2 separate regions of the Homo sapiens genome follow, and region 1 is linked to region 2. The links are chromatin loops, found by intact Hi-C in ENCODE. Cell type or tissue: heart left ventricle. All regions are shown on one strand.

Region 1 (8,000 bases), 350 kb before region 2:
TCCCCTATTTCTATTTCTTTTGTTTTGCCACTAGCACTCAGAATAGTGTCTTTCAAGTGAAATAGACAGCCAGTCCCCGCCTCCCTTTGCCAAGGTCTCACCATTGATCCTATTGCCTTGGAGGTAGAGGTTCTCCAGGTTGGTGTTGACTGGGGGGATCTTCTGCAGCTGGTTGTAGGAGAGGTCTAGCTCAAGGAGGCTGCTGGAATTGAAGGTGTTGGAGGCCAGGCCATTGTTGGTTAGACTGTTGTGGGACAGCCGCACATACAGCAGCTTGGGCGCCCCCCGGAAGTAGCTATCGGGGACGGTGTAGACATTGTTGTGCTCCATGTACAGCTGCTCAAGAGCTGAGGGCAGCCCATCAGGCACCTTCCGAAGGTGGTTATAACTCAGGTCCAGCAAGATCAGTGACCGGAGGCCCCTCATGGAACTGCCCACTTCCTGGATCTCATTGTGTTGGAGGTACAAGGCCGTGAGGTTCTCCAGCCCCTCCAGAGCATTGTTGGGGACCCGTGAGATCTGGTTGTGGTCGAGATGGAGCTCTCTCAGGGATCGAGGCAGGGGACCGGGCATCCGGGTCAGGTTGTTGTGGTCCAGGTACAGCCTCTCCAGGTGCCTCAGCTTGGAGAAGACCTTCCTGCCCACCTTATCACTGGTGATCTGGTTGCCGTGGAGAGCAATCCAGAGCAGCCCTGTGGCATTGTCAAAGACGCCTTCCTGGATGGAGGTGATCTGGTTGTTCTGGAAGTACACATACTTCATGCGGGAGGGAACGAAGGGCAGGTACTTGAGGTTGCGATTGTCACAGTACATGGCCGTGGGGAAGTTGGGTGGGCAGTCGCACTCCTGGGGGCAGTCGCGGGGATCTGGAGGGGATGGAGAGCCGTAGGTGTAGGCTGGCCCTTCATCCACCCCATAGGGGTAAGGCTCGTAGGTCTCATACGGGTAAGGGTCATAGGGATCGTAGTAGGTGGACTGCTGGCTGCGGAGGTAGTGGAACCACCAATGAGGGTCATCTTCATACTGGGCCTGGGAGAGGGAGAAGAGCCCTGCCAGCAGCAGGAGGGAGGTCCACTGCATTTTGTCTCTGCAAGAAGCGGGAGAGAACAGAGCAAGCCAGCATGAGTGAGACTCCACAGAGGCAGTGAGGCAGAGTAGGCAAGCCTTAGGCTTTGAGCTATGCAGAGCTGACTTCCATGTCAAACATCTGAGAGCAGGAGCCTTGCTCTCATTTCTTCGGTGCCTCCTCCCAGTCTGGTTCTGCACTTGGTCCAGCCGGACCATGGCTATTTGGGGTGAGCTAAGTGCATTTTCCCCTGGTCATAGAGTCACAGACAGAATGTCTTTGAATGGGAACAGCTGCATTTTTTTTTTGGAGGGGCAGATTCTTAGGAGCCTCTAGCACTCTGAAAGTCCTGTGGGAAAGCTGAAAAGCCCACAGCAATCCCTGTGTTTGTGGTGTGGTGGTAAGGATGGTAGTGGGATGCTCTTCAGATCTGAACCCAAATCCAGTTTGGATGTTCCGGGGAAATAGTATTTTTCTAAGAGTCCAAGGAGAAAGCCCTAGGATGGGAGACCTCCAGAAGCCGCTTGACGCATCGAAGGGGAAGAGCTGAACTACATCTGGAAAATCTTTTGGTCTCTTGGGCAGGCTGGGAGTTTTTGGTCTTGAGTGTTTGGGGAGGAGTGTGGTCCCTCTGCAGCCACCACAAGGCTCAGGTTGCCCTCCAAAGTGCCATCATCTGTAACAGTCTGCTGAGTGAGGAAACTCACTGGTTAGCAGTTTGTGGCTACACATGCAACTTGGCTGGGACAGGGTCTTCATGCAGCAGTTACAAATCCTTTCCAGACTGAGGACCCTGGCACTGGGTGTGGCACTTGCCTTCTAAAGCAGGTACTCAGTGTGTGAAGTCTGAGTTAATCTGCTTCTCTCTTCCATGGTGCCTAGTAAGGTGTTAGCACTCCTCATGCTCCACCATGGGCATCATGCAAGAGCCATGTGGGGCCAAGAGAAATGAATGAGGGACACCAAAAGAATAGCTAGAGATTGGAAACTCTTGTGTATGCTCAAGGGAAAGCAGCTTGAGGTAGGACCCTGACATTCTCCTCTCCTTTCCCAAGCTACCTGCTCCCAGCGATGACACCTAGATGACCAGGCTCTGTGTCTAGGTCCCCACATTGCTGGAAACCTGTTGCTTTTGAACCTGTTGTGCTAATGAGATAGGAACAGGGCAGACTGAAGAGGAAATGTGGGTCTGATGTCATCTGAGAGGGAAACTAAAGGTATGGAAGGTAAGAGACTAGGGGTGGCCTGGGTACCCTACCCTGGTTACCTATAGCCAATGCATGACATACTCCTGTGAGCAGTGGGCATCTTCCTGAGTGTCACCCTTGGACAGAGAAACCTTAGAATCTTTCTTGGCCTGGAAGAGTCACATACAGCCCTCACATTGCTGTTGGGCCTACTGGGGTTGGCAACTGTAAACAGAAGAAAGAAAGGAGTATAAAAGCCAACATCATCAGATCCAGTGAACTGATGGGAAAGACCCCAACTATGACACTCAACAGAGTTACCTCCTGACCACCATCCATCCCAGACCTCTCTGTCCCCTCAAAACAGTTTCCTTGGGCCCACTTCATCCCATCAGTTCCTAGGTTGCAGAGGAGCAGGCACCCTGGCTCATCCACAGGCAGCCTCAGGCCTCAGACAAAGAGCCACAGTGTTTTGGAGAAGCTGACCCAACTGCCCACTGCCTGGGCAAGCTGGCTGGTTCCTGGCTCTGGCCAGGAGAGAAGACGAATGGAGCGGCCCACTGCCAACAGAGCATTTTTCCATGCACAGCCCTGGGCTGTTGCAGGACCAAGGTGGCTGTCTGGAGGGCTGGCACAGTGAGCCTCTGTCTCCGTTTCTCCTTCTTTCAGACTGGGCACCTTGGCAGACAAGAGCCACCTTCCCCTTCAGACTCAGCTTTCTAGGGGCTGTGCACCCTGCCCACTTCAGCCTCTTCTTAGAGCCATGGGTGCTGAAAGGGTTTGATGGGGAGCTTATGCCTCTCCTTACCCCATCCCATCTCTTAGCAATGTTGCTTCAGGGTTGCATAGTCTTACACTGTTTCCCATAATGCTAGAGGCCCTCCTGTGCTCAGAGTTTCTGTAAGGTCGAAAGTTTCCAGGACTGCCACACTATCAGCTGGGGGAAGTTTACTCAGGAGCTACTGCTGTTCTTTCATTTCTCCACTCTAGAGAAAGATCTCTCCCTCCTATCAGTGGAGAAGGTCAAGCCAGAGGCCATCCCCTCACCTGGATTGCATCCCCACCCCAATCCACAGCTCCCTGGACATGGCCAGTTCTCAATGCTTCTTTTTATTCTCTCCTTTCCACTCCAAACACACACACACACACACACACACACACATTCTACACAAAAGTTTCCCCCTCTCCCATAATAGCATTTATGTACCAAACCCCTCTATAAGAGAGATTGCAGGGACATCCAGGTCTTGGAATACCCTTCAAAATGCCCACACTCCCAGCATGATGGGATTTATGAGTAGCAGGGAAGAAGCTTCCCTAGACAGAGGGTCCTTCACTTTTTCATGCCTGAGAATTGGAGGTCCCCTCAGCACCCATAAAGGAACTGTAAGAGAAAGGTACAGGGCTGGAACCCCTCCCTTATACACCCTCTCTGCCACTCTCCAGCATCCCTGGGGTCATGGCCCAGATGTGGAGAAGGAGGAATGAACCCTCCCTGCCTCCCCATCTCCCCTATCCCCTACCACTTTTCCTTTATTTCTTTTAAGGAACTGCTAGGGACAAACCCGAAGTAAAACGACTATACTTACCTCAAGTTGAACTTTTCAGAGAGTGACCACGTCCCTCTGTCTGGCCTCCTTGGGTTGGAGAACGTGTGAGAGAGGAAGAGAGAGAGGAGTGAAAGAGTCTACTGAGAGTGTGCGTGCCTGTGCCAGACCAGGGTCCCGCCCCAAATTCCTAATCAAATATTGTGAAAAGGGGCTGAGGAACCCGGATCCTGGTTTTTTTCAGCTCTGCTGCAGGGGCGGAGTTCACGCTCAACCACGCAAATCCTTCGGTCCGCCTGACGCTATAAAAACCACCTTTTTTCCACTCACTTATCTTCCCTGAAACATTGGCAGCCCTGGGTCCCTTTCTGCTGAATGAGTTAGTGGCGCCCTAGAAGTTATTTGTACAGTCTCTTATGAAGCGCCTGGATTTCTCATTAAAGCCACAAAGGCAGATGCAGGGATGGGGAGGGCCAGGGTTTGGTAAGAGACATCTTAACTCCTTCAGCAACCCACATGTCCCTCCAGAGAGCGAGAACTCGCGCTTCTCAGCTCCCCCTATAGACAGGTCATCAGGCTAGTGGATAAGGGAGCATGAATGACAAGGGACAGCCGGCTCTGGTTCCAGTTCTATCCCTAAGCAGTGTAGACTTTTCTAGGCTACAGGTCCTGCCCACCTCCACCACTGGAACAAAAGGAAAGGCAGGGACTCCAGCATTTGCTGATCACTGCTTATGCACTAGCATCATCCACTTCCACTTAATGCTCACAACAAATTCAGAGTTAATAACACTTACCTTGCTGGGTTGTAGCAAGGACTGTATCAGGTGATGTGTGGGAGGCTCCTGACCTGGCACATAGCTGAGGTTCACTGTGTCCTACCCATTTCACAGCCATAGAATTCCTCAGCCAGGGAAAGACAAGATCAGAAAGCTGGGCAGGAGCTGTACCATGAAAGGACTTTTGGGCGATGGAAGTGATTTGGTTTTTATTCTAAATGTTTTTGTTGTTGTTGTTGTTGTTTGTTTGTTTGAGAAGGAGTCTCAGCTGGGCGTGGTGGCTCATGCCTGTAATCCCAGCACTTTGGGAGGCCGAGGCAGGAGGATCATGAGGTCAGGAGATCGAAAAGGAGTCTCGCTGTGTCGCCCAGGCTGGAGTGCAGTGGCACAATCTCTGCTTTCTGCAACCTCCGCCTCCCAGGTTCAAGCCGTTCTCCTGCCTCAGCCTCCTGGGTAGCTGGGACTACAGGCACACGCCACCACGCCCAGCTAATTTTTTGTATTTTTAGTAGAGACAGGGTTTCATCATATTGGTCAGGCTGGTCTTGAACTCCTAAACACAGGTGATCCACCCACCTCAGTGCCCCAAAGTGCTGGGATTACAGGCGTGCGTCATCCGGTCCGGCCTATTCTAAATGTTTAAAAAAAAAAACATGTTTCAAGCAGGAGAAGCCATGGGATCTGATTTGCATGGGATCTAATTTACATTTTAAAAGCATGTAGGAGGGGCTGCTGTATGGAGAAGGGGAGGCCAGGGTGGAAGCAGGGAGGCTCCAACCCAGCCTCAAGGAGAGGTAATGGCAGATTGGACTGGTGCAATGGAAGAGAAGATCTTATATTTTAGACAGAGAACTGACAAGTCTTGCAGAGTTAGGAAAAGTCAAGGATGATTCCTAGAATTTTAGTTTGAGCAACTGGGTAGGTGGTGGTAACATTTCTTGACATGGGAAAGGTGACGTGGGACTGAGTTGGGTAGAAAACCAAAGTTACATTTTGGATATGCTGTTAGAGATGCCTGCTAGGCATTCCCCTGGAGATGCACGTAGACCGTTGGACATATGAATCTGAATCTGGAGTTTAGGGGCTGGAAGAAAACATTTGAGAACCATTATAATGTGGGTCACACAGAATCTCAATAGCTTAGATAAACTCATGTGTCCTAAATGTTCTCTCCTCAAGTATGTTAACTGGCTTATGCCAACATCAAAGAAACACCTTTATCTTAAAAAAATACCAACTGAGAAACCCTGAGATGACTTGAATTTGAAGAATTTAGAAGTGTCGAGGCAGATGGTCCTTTTGGTTTCTCCAATAGGTTTGAGCTTTTGACTTAGCGTGTGGGCTGTCAGAAAGGGCCTTGTCAGGGACCCATTCTCAGAATTTAAGAAGAGATTTCAAAAAGATGAAACCTAATGAATGAGCCTTTTCTGACCACCTACTATAGACTAGGTGGTTTACTTATGTTATCAAAGATAACAGTAGATATTTTGCATTGGAATTAGTGTTTTTTTTTCAAAGCTACTTTTAATACTTTGGGGTGAGCCCCACAGGAATAAAAAAACACTGGGAAGGGGTAACCTCCCACCCGCCACTTCCAGGAGGGGCCAGGGGGAGAGAGGCTACGTGAGGGGAAGGAAGCACAAAAGGGACCCGCTGCAGACTCAGGGCAAAAGGAGGCCATGGGTGCGGGGACCTGCGGGCACTGCAGGAGGAAACGTGAGGGTGGTGGGACTGGCTCCAGTCACATAGGCGAAGGGCAGGAGGGTTGGACATGAAGCCACAAAGCTACTCGGGTTCCTCCTTCTTCTCTTTTGCCTTCTTCTGCTCCTGCTGCTTGGTCTCTGAGCTCCTCTGCTTGCCGCAGCAGCAGAAAGCCCGTCATCTCGACGTTTTCCCTTAACTGAGTCACTCTGCTTTTTCCTATTTTTCTAGCCAGTAAGCTCATGCTGGTTACTGCGGGTCATGGTGACAGCAGTGGCTCCGACCTGCCTCTGTTATGTCACCTCATTCTGTCAGGATTTTTTTTTTTTTATTTTTGACCCTGCTTTCAGCCAAGGAATTAGGGTTTTAGTGATATAAAGTGACTAGCTGGTAAGTGGCAAAACAAGGATCTGAACCTTGGTCTACATGACTTGAAAGCCCACACACTTTTCTCTAACTCTAGCACAGAGGATTGGCAAAGTGGAGGGGCAATGACTACCCTGCTGTCAGGCTGGCCTCGACTAAGATGAAGCTTAATTAATTACGATTGACCAATCTGCCTGAATCTGGGGGCAGGGGGGTTTTAAAGTGAGATGGGGCTGGGGTATAGGGGTTCTCTTCCTCATCCCACCCATATTTCATTTCCGTTTAATAAATTTGAGCATCTACTATGTGTTGGGCATGATCCTAAGTGTTGGAGACACAAAGAAGGCTTCGGTATAATGCCTGATTATAATAAAGCAGATCTGAATGTAGCAAACTCTGACCTCATGAGTGAAGCAGAATGGCCTTACTGTGAAAATGCTTATGAATAATGCACAGATAACTTTCTAGTCATTTTTGAGTCCAGAAAGCAGTCACCTTTCAGTGGAGGACACTGATCTTGGCAACCGAGCCTGGGAAACACTTTTAAATGAGCCTAGATAGCCTGGACAGATTCACCATTGGGTACAGATGTTTATTTTTTTAAATTCCAGCATGCTGACTAATTCTGCATTTACTAACAATGAAAGTTACTAAAGTCTGGGAACCAAATAGTGACTGGATTCTTCCCAACCGGGCACCACCAAAAAGACAGTATCTCCATGGGGTTTTTTGGCCATTTCTAAAGTGGTGAGATGTGCACCAGGTCTTTAGCTATCCATCCTGTTCCAAGGCAGGCCTGGGATGAAGGAAGGATGGAAGGGATGATTGGGACCAGGTCAGAAGGCAGAGTTTCAGGGAACCACCCACTGTTCAAAAGTTCTTTTCTCTAACCTTTAGTGGAGGTTTCTACCTCCATTTTGGCCACTGCTGCTTTGTTTGCCTGGTTCCTGGATCTAGGCCCTCAGAGCTTGCCTTCAACATGGGAAGCCAAGAATGAGATATTGATGTCCACCAGATTGCTTGCTGAGGGAGTCCACATGTGAAGGAGGACACCAGTATCTTCTAGGGGGTGTCTAGCCAGCACTATGCAGTCACTAGACTGAAAATAAACTAAAGAGAAAGGCAATGTCATGCATTTCTGTAGCCCCTGTCCCAGCTGGGCACACAATGCGTTGGCACTTAGTAGGCAATCAGTAAAGGGTTATGAAAGGAATTGTATTTTTGGCTCCCCACAGAGTATGTCTGTCTTCAGTACTCAATGCTGGGTGGAAAAACCACCACCAACCAGGCCAGGAAAACCTTTAGACTTTCCAGGGGTTCAGGCCACTGCTATTTCCTCCCTACCCAGAAAAGT
Region 2 (8,000 bases):
TTTATTTTATTTTAGAGACAAGGTCTCATTTTGTTGCCCAGGCTGGAGTGCAATGACGTGATCACTGCTGCTCACTGCAGCCTCAAACTCCTGAGGTCAAAACAATCTTCCCACTTCGGCTTCCTGAGTAGCTGTGACTACAGGTGCACCACATCATGCCTGGCTAATTTTTGTCTTTTTTGTGGAGACAAGGTTTCACCATGTTGCCCAGGCTGGTCTCGAACTCCTAAACATAAGCAATTCACCCACCTTGGCCTCCCAAAGTGCTAGGATTACAGACGTGAGATACCATGCCTGGCCTCTTTATTTTATTTATTTTTGAGACAGCGTCTCTCTCTGTTGCCCAGGCTAGAGTGTAATGACATGATCATGGCTCACTGCCACTTCAAAACTGCCTTTTATCATTTTCCTTTTTTCCTACATTCATTCATCCACTCCTATCTCCTTTTCAGGTCTGTCTGGGAACCCTGCAGATCTGGAGAAACGTAGGCAGGTGTTTGGACACAACGTGATCCCCCCCAAAAAGCCCAAGACTTTCTTAGAATTAGTGTGGGAAGCTCTTCAAGATGTCACGCTTATCATCCTGGAGATTGCAGCCATCATCTCCCTGGTCCTGTCCTTTTATCGCCCTGCTGGTGAAGAAAATGAACGTGAGTGTCCTAAACAGCTCAGCGTGACTCTTATCTGGGTTCTTTCCACCACCACCACCAAGCGCTTAGTATTGGTGGCTGACAGGTTATAGCTTAAAACATTTCCCCCATTATCCAGAGTGGGCTTTCCAAAGGAAACCAAGCAGTAGCTACTAAGCTATTCTTCCAACTCATCCTTATTCCAAGGGTTCCTCCCCACCCCACCCTCACCCTCTGTCTTCTATTAAATCCTTTTTCGGAATGTCAGGAATCCTCTACCCTTTTAAGACATTTTATTTATTTATTAATTATTATTATTATTATTATTTTAATGGAATCTTGCTCTGTCACCCAGGCTGGGTGCAGCAGCTTAATCTGGGCTCACTGCAACCTCCTGGGTTCAAGCAATTCTCGTGCCTCGGCCTCCTGAGTAGCTGGGATTACAGGCGTGTGCCATCACGCCTGGCTAATTTTTGTATTTTTAGTAGAGACAGGGCCTTACCATGTTGGCCAGACTGGTATCAAACTCCTGACCTCAGGTGATCCACCCGCCTTGGCCTCCTAAAGTGCTGGGATTACAGGCGTGACCCACTTGCCTGGCCTATTTAATAATTTTTACAACATAGAGACAAGGTCTCACTATGTTGCCCAGGTTGGTCTCAAACCCCTGGGGTCAAGCGATCTGCCTGCCTTGGCCTCCCAGAGTGCTGGGATTGCAGGTGTGAACCAACACCCCCAGCCAGGAATTCTCTACCCTTATCCAACCAACAAAACCCTACATCTCAAAGTGCCCCCTGCCACCAATTGTCTGGCATGATGGGAAACAGTAGTGAAAGCCTGACCATGTTGGGAACCATAAGTGTGACCTTACATGTGACTTCCCTAAATTTGATAGTTTGTACTATTTAGTCATTTGCCTCTTTTGGATTAACATAAATAGTTACACTAGTGATAAGACAATACTCAATCCTGCTATCCTCTGATATCCTCTTCCAGCCAACAGTTGTATTTGCTATTATTCACTTTTCCTGACTTTCTATCTTGGGGTGATTGTGGAAGCACTACTCCTATTTCTTAATGTCAACAAAAGCCCTTCAGTGACTATTTCTCTCCCTTCCTGGGATAGTGTGTGGTCAAGTCGCAACTACCCCAGAAGATGAAAATGAGGCACAAGCTGGCTGGATTGAGGGGGCAGCCATCCTTTTCTCAGTGATCATCGTGGTGTTAGTGACTGCCTTTAATGATTGGAGCAAAGAGAAGCAATTCCGGGGGCTGCAGTGCCGCATTGAACAGGAGCAAAAGTTCTCCATCATCCGAAACGGTCAACTCATCCAGCTCCCTGTGGCTGAGATTGTGGTTGGTGATATTGCCCAAGTCAAATACGGTGAGAGCTCCGTGTTTCTTTTGCTTACCCCACCACCACCCCCATTTAAGGGATAGGTCCTTTGGCATGAGGGGGCTGGGAATTGCTGAAAACCCAAAAAGATAAGATCCAAAATTGTATTCACTTCTAGGTTAGAGTTTAAAGAGGTTGTGGGAAGCCATTTCAGAAAGGAGTAGCTGAAACTCTGTCGCAAGATTGTCAGACTTGTACCCTGTGTGTCTTAGGGTTAAAAGTGTATAACATTCAGGCCATGGAAAGGTGTTGGGGATGAATAAGAGTTTGAATTTATAATGCCTGGAAAGCAACCTTCTCCCAGATTGTACAGAGCTGAAGACTTGTAAAGAGTCTCCATGTACTCTCGGCCATTGCTGTCTAGATAGGGCCCATGGGAACAGCCATGAGATAGGGTTGAAGGAGTTGGAGGACCCTACCCTCAGCCAGTCTCTTACTATCTCCTTCACTGTCCCTCCTTCCCCTTTGTGCTCTAGGTGATCTGCTGCCTGCAGATGGAATCCTGATCCAAGGGAATGATCTGAAGATTGATGAGAGCTCTCTGACAGGGGAATCTGACCATGTCAAGAAGTCCCTGGACAAAGACCCCATGTTGCTCTCAGGTATAGGCCCTGGCTGCCCAAGTTCCCATTTACCTCCCTGCAAACACCTAGGCCACAGGATCCAGACCCTGTTCTCTCCTCTGACTCTGTCCCATCTCCTTCCCTGGGGTTCAGCTGGGGCAACAGCATTTTGGTGGGTGGAATACAAGGATATCAGGCAGCCTAAATGAAGTTTTCCATGAAACAAGTGTTATAAGGGCCTTGAAGGGGCTTTGCTGGTTGCAGGGGTGGCGGGGGCAGGAGGGAGGGCTTACCCTAAAGCGGTTAGACACATTTTCCTCCTTACTCCCAATTTGTCTGGTCTGTTTTAAATGCGCCCAGCTCTTGACCTTTTCCTACTGTGCTAAGCACATCATTATCCATGGGGTAGGGAGGAGTATTTTTTCTTCTAAGTTTGTGTTTCATACCAAATCATGTCTAGGTATTAAAAAACCCATTCCTTCCCATCTTCTCCTTTCCCGTGTAGGGACCCATGTCATGGAAGGTTCTGGCCGGATGGTGGTGACAGCTGTTGGTGTCAACTCTCAGACTGGAATCATCCTTACTCTCTTGGGGGTCAATGAGGATGACGAAGGGGAGAAAAAGAAGAAAGGTAAGGGGCATCTGGAATGAGATTCTCTTTCCTCTCATCCCCATGGACAAACAAGGAAGCGAGGGAGCAGATCTGGATAGAAAGCATGGTTGGAAGAATCTGCTGCCATGAAGAAAGCAGATATCCAAACTCCTTGCTGAGATAAAGATGTAAATCCTTGGCTCCAGGGAGCTCTGATGAAAACCAGATCCTGGCTCTAGGCTCCCAAATCAGGTTGAATTTGAGCCTTGATTTTTATGTCTAATGGTAGCTTGTAAAGGGATGAGTTATAAAGCCTGCCCTAAATAAACTGGCTAGGTGCTGGTAGCCCCAAATGCCTTCCGTGTACTCCCCCTCCTTCCCCAACTTTCTTCCTCAAAGATGGGGGGTTAAACGAACCATCAAGACTAAGAGAAAATTGGCCAGAAGAGTAAAATAGATTTCTGCCGAAACTGTAGGCTCTCAATGGAAGAGACACACAGCTAGAAGAGTAGGAACAGTTAGTTCAGTCTTTGCCACTCAGTTATTCCTGAAGGAAAGAATAAGAGGGAGAAAGAGGAGAAGATACTAAAACCAAGTCTACACGTTTCCCTAAGCATTCCTTCTTCCCTTAGGGGAGAGAAGGTTTCTACCACTTGGCTGGAGAATCATCTTGAGCTGTTTAGTGGAGGACAGTTTATGAAAAGGAAACAAAACACATTCTCTCAGGAACTAAATAATTCATTTCTGCAGCTGCCTGCAGATGAATAAGGGGGAAGCTTGCCTGGTGCTGTTGAAGTAACACGGAGACACCTTTCAAAGTCTTTGCCATCAGGCAGAAACGGTTCAAACCTCTCACTTCCTAATCCCCACCCCATTTTTCCAAGCAATGTGACTCAGGCCAGGAGCAAGAGAAAGCACCTCAGGTATGAGTATGCACTCACCTACATGAGCGTTTTGGTGGATATCCCGAGGATTCATGACAGCCTCTAGCAAGAATGAATGAAAACAGAGATGTGAGCTTCCTTTACATTTATGTCCCTTCCCTGCAACCCAAACACTTTGCTGTTGTCCTTCTGGGCTCTGAGCAGGACCAACAAATTGGATCTCTTAATAGTTACTTTGGGTTTCGACCCCACTTTTTTCTTTCTTGTTCAAACAGGTAAAAAACAAGGAGTCCCTGAAAATCGCAACAAAGGTAACCTCTCCAACTACTCATTTACCATCTCTACCTGCCCACACTCAAACCAGACCTTTCCAGGCCATCTTCCTTCTCCCTTTTCCTCTCCATAAATCTGTTATCTGCTGCTGTGGCTCAGATGCCTCATCCTGAGGAAGGTGCAGAGATTTTTGGGGTGGTCTCAAGGTCCTGATCCCAATCTAAGATGGGACAACAGCACCCTCTGCTGTTGGCTCACAGAATGTCATGTCAAGGTTTGTCTTGGGGAGTGTGTAGGATTGATCTGCTCTTCCTAGGGAGCTGAACTCTGCTTCATTGACCTCAGCCTGATTTAAACACCAACAGTCATCAGTTTCTGGGTTGGAAGACTTCAGGGTCCTCATGGTGGAGGGAGGTGGGGTGGGTAGTCCCTGCACCGTCCTCTTGCTAGCTTCCTCATAAGTGTCCTCTTCTGGTCTGGATCCCTTCTCTGCTGGTCTTCTCAGGGGTGCTTGGAGAGAGCCCTTTCTCTGTATCTCTCTCCCCACCTCCCTTCTTTGTTCTTGCCACAGTCTGTTTTCTTCCTCCTGATCTGATGTGTGTGTCTCTTTTGGTGACTGTGTTCACATTCTGTCTCCGTCTTCTTGTTTGTGAGTCTGACAGCAGGGACTACTCAGGAAGGGTATCCTAAGCAAGGGGCTGAGCCCTATAGCAGTGAAAGTGGAGTGGTGCTGGGAGCCAGCAAGAACTACTGTCTTGTGACGCTCCTAGAGATTTGTTTTTACTTTGTAACCCACATCACAGCAGTCTTTAGAAATAAAGTCATCACATTGGAAAACCAGAGCTAAACAGAAATAATTCTTTAATTTTAGGTCTTTAACTCTTCTTTTAAAAGCAAAATGGATTTATATGTCTCTCTTTATCCCTGCTTTCTCTTATTCCAGGAGGTCCCTCACACCAGCTTCTTCCCTCTTCCCCAAAAGACTTAACCCCAGGTCCCACTCTGTATCTCTCTACCTTTGTCAGGCAGGGAAGAAAGGGAATTTTCTTTTCCTATCCTCAACTGCTAGAAGGGGCTGGAAAATACCCTGGGTCTGGGGGTATGTGTTTCTTCCCTGACAATCGAGAGAGAGAGAGAGAGAGAGAGAGAGAGAGAGATAAACCATTTAACAGAGCAATCTTGTGCTCCAGAAACATCTGCCAACCCTCTCCTTCAGCCCCTTTCTGCAGTAAAGATTCACTATTTTAAGCACTGAGTTCCAGGAAGGATGGTTGTTTTAATAGTGCTTAGTGACATGATTAATCCCCTTGCTGGAATAAACCTAGCTTGGGACTCTGAGGTAGTACCAGGAAGCTGCCACTGAAGAAGAAATCCATACCCTAAAAGCACCCCAGTTTCATCTAAACTCATTAGAATATTATTCCAAAGGCCCTAATAGAGTGTTGAAGGCAAGTTCCATGTCTAGCATGGGTTGGAAGTGGTCGGAACTGATGTCAGGGTCCAAGGTATATTCCGGGAAAGAGACAGGAAGGTTTTCTGGTTTCCACCTGCCTGCCACTCAGTGCTACCACCTTGCCTGCTCACCTGTCCTATTTGTGTGTACACTCCAGCAAAGACCCAAGACGGAGTGGCCCTGGAAATCCAGCCACTCAACAGCCAGGAGGGAATCGACAATGAGGAAAAGGACAAGAAGGCAGTCAAGGTGCCTAAAAAGGAGAAGTCAGTGCTGCAGGGCAAGCTGACTCGCCTGGCTGTTCAGATTGGGAAAGCCGGTGAGTAGGGTAGAGCCTCGTTGTGGTTTATCAATGTTGTCTTGGATCCTCATCACTTTTATCCCCTTCTTTCTGCACCGACCGAGACTGGCAGAAAGAAGCTGAAACTTCAGGGTGGCTAGTTGGGGCTAGGCGGCTGTTTCCCTATCTCCGCCACTGTTTGGTCGCTCCCTAGGCTTTTTCAGAGAGAAATGTTTTCCTGTGTGTAAGGGTTAATGGCCCTGAGATCTCTTAATCCAAATGAATGAGAAACAAAGAGCATATATTACAGCAGGGGAGATTTACATTAGCAAGAAGGAAGACTTTAATAACTGCTTACCTGTCTCTTGCTTTGGGTTGTAAATTCCTTAAAGATAGAGAAGGCTGCAGCTTGCTACAGGCAATTCTCTAGCATAGGAGTAGGATCTGGCTAAGCACAGAGCAATAAATACCAAGTAAGGACTGGAGGAAGAAGGAAGGCTGTGGTTACAGAGGCTCTCTCCAGAAGAGAGGTAACTAAATAATGCACTCTGCATATGAGGAAGTGGCTTCTCCATCACTTGCCTCTACATTTTCCTGTCTCACCACCTTCTTTCAATGGAGGGGGAGAAAGGGGAGTGGGAAGAAGAAATAGAAGATTGCTACTTTAGTGGACATATCTCTCAAGGAACAGTCTTTTTTTTTTTTTTTTTTTTTTTTTTTTTTTGAGATGGCGTCTTCCTCTGTTGCCCAGGATGGAGTGCAGTGGCACCATCTCAGCTCACTGCAGACTCTACCTCCTGGGTTCAAGCGACTTTCCTGCCTCAGCCACCCAAGTAGCAGGGACTACAGGTGCACACCACCAAGCCCATCTAATTCTTGTATTTTTAGTAGAGATGGGGTTTCACCATGTTGGCCAGGCTGGTCTCGAACTCCTGGTCTCAAGTGATCCGCCCACCTCGGCCTCTCAAAGTGCTAGGATACAGGCATAAGCCACCGCACCCTGCCAGAGAGTAGTTTTTTACCACTGTTTATTCTCTGATTCCACCTTTCTGTTTACCACAATCATAATCAGCACATCTCTGCACTTTATACAGCTGTATACAACTTACCTCGGGTTCTTGTTAAAGTGTAGATTCAGTTCAGGGGGTCTGGTGTGGAGCCCGAGATTCTGCATTCCTAATAAGCCCCCACAGGATGCCAGCACCGCTGATTCAGTTTGCACACATTGGATGGCAGGGATCTATGCTGCCCACCATAGCAGCCACTCACCACATGTGGCTGCTGCAATTTAAATTAATTAAAAGTAAATAAAGTTAAAAATCCAGTTGCTGGGGTAAATTTTAGTTGGTCACGAGCCACATGTGCTAGTAGTGGCTGTCATATTGGACAGCATAAATAGAGAACTTCTTAAGCGTCACAGAAAGATCTATTGGACTGAGTTGGCCTAACCTCTTCATGTCCATTCTGGTACCCAGCTAATTTTAACTACTGTGAAATCTCTTGCATATAAACTATACATGGATGAGATGAATTGCAGGTGCAGAATCAAACACACAGGTTTGAAACATTAAATCTACCCCACCTAACCCTTGTACTATTCTCCTAATCCTTGCCTTGTTGTTGTTGTTGTTTGTTTGTTTTTGAGACAAAGTCTCACTCTGTCACCCAAGCTGGAGTGCAGTGATGCAATCTTGGCTCACTGCAACCTCCACCTCCGGGGTTCAAGTGAGTCTCCCGAGTAGCTGGGATTACAGATGTGCATCACCATGCCTGGCTAATTTTTAGTAAAGACAGATTTTTGCCATTTTGGGCAGGCTAGTCTCAAACTCCTATCCTCAAGTGATCTGCCCCTGGACTCAAGGAATCCCATGGCCTCAAGTGATCTGCCGGCCTCAGCCTCCCAAAGTGCTGGGATTATAGGCGTGAGCCA

What was found. Hi-C counts contacts between places; a loop is a spot of excess contacts. Peaks named below come from ENCODE experiments on the same cell type or tissue, not always from the same donor. Only the 100,000 strongest peaks of a DNase experiment are listed, where the experiment ranks them.
Region 1: a loop joins it to region 2, with 4 times the contacts of the local background. A loop is called at or near these places in 55 of 110 quality-filtered maps.

What each region holds. Positions count from the first base shown.
Region 1 is chr1:203,347,191-203,355,190 of GRCh38, forward strand. It overlaps FMOD (fibromodulin), which reads right to left and starts at 3,932. Exons shown (of 3, transcript NM_002023.5): 1 at 3,843-3,932; 2 at 102-1,087. The coding sequence starts at 1,080. It also overlaps the pseudogene LOC100131747. In heart left ventricle, a CTCF peak has its summit at 4,339; DNase peaks (open chromatin) are centred at 4,003 and 4,311; H3K4me3 peaks cover 3,444 bases; H3K27ac peaks cover 1,687 bases.
Region 2 is chr1:203,697,705-203,705,704 of GRCh38, forward strand. ATP2B4 (ATPase plasma membrane Ca2+ transporting 4) reads left to right here. Exons shown (of 21, transcript NM_001684.5): 3 at 453-650; 4 at 1,756-2,013; 5 at 2,502-2,627; 6 at 3,094-3,219; 7 at 4,340-4,375; 8 at 5,948-6,109. Among named protein-coding and RNA genes, the nearest start is that of SNORA77, 28 kb to the right of the region's middle. In heart left ventricle, a CTCF peak has its summit at 4,598 (motif pointing left); no DNase peak of the experiment used is centred here.